Linked DNA regions of Mus musculus: region 2 is linked to region 1. A link is a loop called in an ENCODE intact Hi-C map of the cell type or tissue named here. Cell type or tissue: heart. All regions are shown on one strand. Each heading gives the region's core, and the rest is flanking DNA. Links, peaks and the distances in the headings are about the cores only.

Evidence for each region. A loop is a pair of places that touch in the nucleus more often than their neighbours do. Peaks named below come from ENCODE experiments on the same cell type or tissue, not always from the same donor. Only the 100,000 strongest peaks of a DNase experiment are listed, where the experiment ranks them.
Region 2: it touches region 1 in a loop (2.4-fold over the local background); 1 of 42 quality-filtered maps calls a loop at or near these places.

Annotation. Positions count from the first base shown.
Region 1 is chr17:48,466,649-48,469,450 of GRCm38, reverse strand. Unc5cl (unc-5 family C-terminal like) reads right to left here. Exons shown (of 9, transcript NM_152823.4): 9 at 765-2,135. The coding sequence ends at 1,913. Among named protein-coding and RNA genes, the nearest start is that of Unc5cl, 13 kb to the right of the region's middle. In heart, for the core only: a CTCF peak has its summit at 1,714 (motif pointing left); a DNase peak (open chromatin) is centred at 1,770; H3K4me3 peaks cover 1,210 bases; H3K27ac peaks cover 428 bases; H3K27me3 peaks cover 921 bases.
Region 2 is chr17:48,537,151-48,539,952 of GRCm38, reverse strand. It overlaps a transcript of Unc5cl not described here. Among named protein-coding and RNA genes, the nearest start is that of Gm30419, 44 kb to the left of the region's middle. In heart, for the core only: a CTCF peak has its summit at 1,422 (motif pointing left); no DNase peak of the experiment used is centred there.

The DNA.
Region 1 (2,802 bases), core at 296-2,795:
ATAGTTCTGTTCCTTTAACGAACCCTAACACAAGCCAGAAAGCATTCTCTCCTGTAATGAATAACAGGACTCCCACAACCCCACTCTCCTGTAACCCCTGTGGCTTCAGTTTGCTACATAAAATCGATTGTTCCAAAAGGACTCCAACAATGCCTTTGATTGGCCTGCAGGGCAGAGAAGGAGCTAAGGCAGCTGGAGAGGAGGAAAGTGCCCTTCAATGGCCAGTTCTGAGCCAGGGCACCCACTTGGACAGCCCAGCAGTAGAGATGGGAGACGGGAAAATAAGGTGTGGGGGTGGGGGGGACGATGACAAGTGTGGCTTGCAGAAAAAGGAAACATGTGCCCCAAATCTGAAGGCTTGCTTCAAGAATGGGGAACGAGCTGCCCGAGTGACCAGTCTGTTTTCAAACCAGAAGTGCAAATTGCAAAATGCTCATTCGGATGATTTTATGATCCCAAGTCACTGGGGGCTGGAGAGACGGCTCGGTGCTTAAGGATCACATACAGCTCTTGTAGAACAGCCAGAACTCAGCTCCCAGCACCCAAGTCAGGCAATCCACAACCTCCTGCACCTCCAACAGCCTCTTCTCCACCCTCCACTGACACCTGCGCTCACACATACACATTCCCACACATGTAAAATATTTAAAAACTAAAAATTTAGACCTACGTCCAAATTTGTCAATCTTAGCAAAACAAAGTTAGGAAGAAAGGCATTTTCATATCTAATAATTAATATTGCTCACCATTCAAAAGTACCAGTATTTTCATTAAATGTGCAAGTGAAATTTTATTATCTCCAAAGGGATTGTATACCTTTGGACAAACGAACAAAACTATCGGTAAGCAAGAGTAGCAGTAGCCAGAACTGCTGACTGGATCGGAGCGGGGTGGGGGTCCTTTAATCCTGCCCCTAAGGAGGAACTTGATCTGTGAGAGAAATGTCTCTACTTATTCATTCCTGGAATAGCCGAAGCTCTTTCAGTAGCCTTGAAATACATAGCATTAGCTCAGACACTTGCCTGAGGGAGTGACTGATTTTTTTTTTCCTAATAGAAAAAGAAACACAAAGATGGGATTCCATAACTAGATAGAGACGAAGCAATGTGAAGACATGAGCAACAGTAAAGAGGCCAACTCTGAGCTGGGCAAGTGCAAGAAAAGGCAGCCAGAAACTTAACACTCTCAGCTGGAGGTGGAGAGACATAGGGCGCGCATCCTGAGGCTTCACAGCTTCCTGTGTGATGAGAGAAACAAGGCTGAGGAGGAGGACAAAGTGTGAGCTGCAAGTGAAGAGATGAAGGGAGAAGAGGCCATTCCTCACATCAATGAGGTGAGCCCCCTCCCCCGCCAAAGTTCTCTCCCAAGACCCTCTATAGAGACTTCTCTTTGTTCCAGTCCACCGCAGGGCCCTCCCTTCTCAACAAAGTTACACACCCAAGACATCTCCTAACCACAGGGAGACACTGTCTAGAATGTTGCTCTCAGCCGGCTGGGAGTGCATCTTCATTTCGCAGAACAGACTCCAAGACAAGTCCAAAGAAGCCGACGTTCCTCATGATCCCAGCTTGGTGCTGAGACTCGGCGCTCCATGAATATTTGTGGACTGAGCAGTCTCTGAGGTCTGCCCACAGGTCCACAAGAAAATTAAGCAGCATCTCAGAAGCTGCTTGGCTGTGACCATCTCCCAGACTCCCGCGCCCCCTACCGACCAAGAAGGAATCTGCACGCAGGACAAAGTTGGCCGGCAGGATTAAGAGCTATCCTGATGCAGGGCAGATGACAGGGCTGTCGGGCTTTGCTGCGGGTTCCAGTTCGGTCCACCTGAGACTGTGGCATTGATCCTGAGCTCAAAGGCATGGCACGGTATGGCATGGCCTCTTGAAGCACCCTGCACAGCCGTGGAGTCTGCTTAGAGTTTCTCATCCAGCTCTAGGCCATGGTTCTCCCAGGTGCCTCCATGCAACCTGTCAGGGCTGCCCCGGGGAGACCGGTTTAGGTAGTTCTGGATGGCAGAGGCGCAGTCCAGCCGCTCCATGGAGGTCATGAGATAGTGCAGCTCCTGCAAGCTGCCATTCTGTTCCTCGAACAATTCCAGAATGGCCGCGGCGGGACTGCGCTGGCAGGACAAGAACCTGTCTCCACGGGACAGGGGCGTGGTGAGAGGAGAGCAGAGCGCTCAAGAGCAGTATGAGACACACTCTGTACCTCTGCGCCCCACCCCTGAGCTCTGCTCCCGCTAGCCTTGTCTACCTCCCCGGAAGGGTGGGACTTTGCAAGCTGAGAGGAGCCTGCGCTCCGCTCTTCTTAAGTCAGCTTGAGTGGTAGACTAAAGCAGGCTTGAGCAAGTCACGGAGAGCAAGGGAATTAGCAGCACCCCTCCATGGCCTCTGCATCAGTTCCCGCCCCCTAGATTCCTCCCTTGAGCCCTTTCCTTGATTTTCCTTCAAAATGGACTGCCGCCAATGATAAGCAAATAAACCATTTCCTTCCCATGTTGCTTTGCGTCATGGTGCTTTATCACCGCAATAGAAAGCAAACGGAGACAGGTGTTAGCTACAAACTCACACTCGAGAACCATGAACATTAAAAACAAAAACAAAAAAACCTCATGCTTTAAGTATGCTTATGATTTTGTGTTGGATCACGCTCATAGTTCCCTTGACGACCCTCCATTGTTTGCGAGCCTTTCAGAGTCCCTTTTACTTAGCAGCCAGTCTACTCCTGCCTGCCTCCTTCACCCACCACCTGGTGATGCCCTGCCTTTCTGACCTGCCCTCGCCTCCTCCCACCTCTAACCTA
Region 2 (2,802 bases), core at 152-2,651, 71 kb before region 1:
GTAGGAAAAGAGACCACAGAGTTACTCATATTCAAAGCCAAGCTTTGAAGAAAAGGCAAATAGTGGACCAAAATTACCCAGTGAGTAACTGTTGGGGAAGGAAGCTTCTGAAATGTGGATGACCATCTTTGGGCTCCAGGGGATCCTAGAAGGCAGAGCATCCCAAACTCTCCTCAGTTTTCCCTCCATGGTGAGAATCCAATAATATTTAAAGCATTAAATCCAAGAAACATGCAATGGTTTCACAGGAGCATTAATTAAACTTGGGAGGCTGGAAGCTATTGAATCATCGCCTCCTTTCGGTATTAGCGTGTTTACTCATCAGGACTCCATTTTTAATGCCAGTCTAATTAAAGCATGTCACCACAGTCCGTCAGTGACGACTACGGAGGAGGAGACGCACGGGGGCAGGAGGATTATTCAGTCAGCAGCTCTTCGCTGAGTGTGTTCTGTGGGCCAGGCGAGTCACGGGGTCTCCGAGAGAAGAGTACAGGGGTGTCATGCGAGTCACGGGGTCTACGAGAGAAGGGTGCAGAAAAAGGGCCTCAGAGAGCAAACGCAGCTTCCATGGTCCACCTCCACTACCGATCTGAATGGATTTAGAGCATCTATGTGTGTCTGTGTCAGTGTTTCCAGAAATATTTGACTAAAAAGGAAAAAAAAAAAAATCTCGACTGTGAGTGGCACTGCGTTATAGGCTGGCTCCCAACTGCAGAAAGGGGAGAGTAAGTTGAGCGCCATCATCCCCCAAAGCACACCACACCCCACACCCCACCTCACCCTACCTCCAGCCCTGCTTTCCTGAAAAACTTCCTGATGGTGTGCGCAATAGCATGTCTTCCTGACGCCAAGCCTTCCCATCATAAAGGACTAGACCCTCAAAGACGCACTCGTCCCTCCCTGAGTTGCTCCTGTCAGTTACACACTGCGTTCTCATGGCAGTGAGAAAAAGAACAAACATAACCATGAACTCACACTACCAGCCTCAGCGACAGCCCCACGCTTCATTGACCAACGGGATTCCTAGGAACTTTCCCAACTCTGTTTAACCAGGCTCATCCTAAGGAAATTGCCAGGAAATGTGTTTAAAATCTGTAATCAAAATACACAAAGCGGAGACTGCAGAGATGGCTCAGGTGGCTAAGACAGACTCAGCCTCATACCTCAGTAATTCCCAGTGCTCCTGCAGCAAAATGGGAGGTGGGGGCAAGAGGACACCCCCCCCAAAAAAAAAAAACCTCACAGGCAGGCTACCTGAAAGAAGCAGCTACAAACAATAAAAACACGTGTCTCAAACAAGATAGAAAGTGGCGCTGGAGAGGTGACTCTGGTGTTGAGAGCCCTCGCACTCTTGCAGATGATTTGGGACTTGATAGCTCATGACCAAGTATAACTCCAGTTCTGCAGGATCTGGCACCCTCTTCTGGCCTCTTCAGGTACTGCATGCATATAGTGACCAACTATTCACTCAGGCACATATGTACACACAAAAAACCTTTTTTTTTTAACAATAAAACAAGATGGGAGATGAGGAATTGACACCTTAGGCTGTCCTATAACCTCCACACATGCACCTGCACTAACTCACACACACAGAGACATGCTCACATGCACGCACGCACATGAGCACACACACATTTGAGCCAACTCAACCTTAAAAAGAGAGGTCATTTCTATTCAGGAACTTTCTCAATTCCAGCTGCATCCCTCTCTTCTCTGTGAGCCTCTAAGCCTCCAGACCATAAGAATAGGCTTGCCTGCTGTGGGAAACACCAGTGTCCCTCTACGAAGATTTGCCTGAGGAGATTCCATTGTGTGTGTGGCATTGCTTCCTGAATGTCAGTAGGACTTGCTCATATGTACAAAGATTTGGGATGCCTAGTGACAATATAGGAGCTCCGTAATGAGGAGGGGAAGAAAATCAAACCAGAATTTAGAAGAAGGTGGACCATGCTCACAGCATAGTGGAAGGAAGACATTTAAACTGGACCCCCAAAAATTCACTAACATTTTCCAGCCAACAGGAAAGAAGGGAGAGAGAACCCTTCAAGGAGAGGCCTTCCTGTCGGGATGGCACTTTCGAAAGGTGCAATGCAGCTGCCATATTGACCCTGTGATGCACTCAGAGCTCAGGCAAATAAGAAGGATGGAAGAAAGCAGGATTCTCGGTGAGCTGCTGCTTGTAATGTCTCCTCAGTCTCAGGAAAGAGCTGAATGCTCGGGCTCTGTTGTGATTTTTTTCCCCTTTCTCTAGCTTACACACACACACACACACACACACACACACACACACCTGCCCCTGCCTCCTTCCCTGAGTTCTGTCTTTAGCTCCCAAGCCTTTCCACCTACATGCCTTCCCCACACAGTAGGTGCTCAACTCATATGTGTTGACTTAAGGAATGAAAAGGGCTATAGAGAGACTCCTTAATGCCTGTAAAGGCAATAGCACCTCTGTAAATGGATTTTACTAAACTGTATTAGTTATTAATATGGCCTCACCAGCTCTCCCTCCCACCACCCCAATTATCAAGGCAGAGTCCTATGGATTTATTTAATCAGCTTAATACAATTACTGGGGGATTACCCCTAATCTATTTTCCTATATGCTAGGCTGCATCCTTCCCAGCTGTGCTTGCTGTTTGAGTCTTGCCAGGGTTATTTCTGTGCCATCAGTCTGTCCCCAGGGGATATTCCACTCGGCCACAAGCTCCTGGTCCATCTCACCTAAGGGAGACCTCCTGTTCTCTCTGTCTCCTTCTCCCTCCTTCTCCTCTCCCCTTTTCTTTCCCTCCTGGTCCCTAC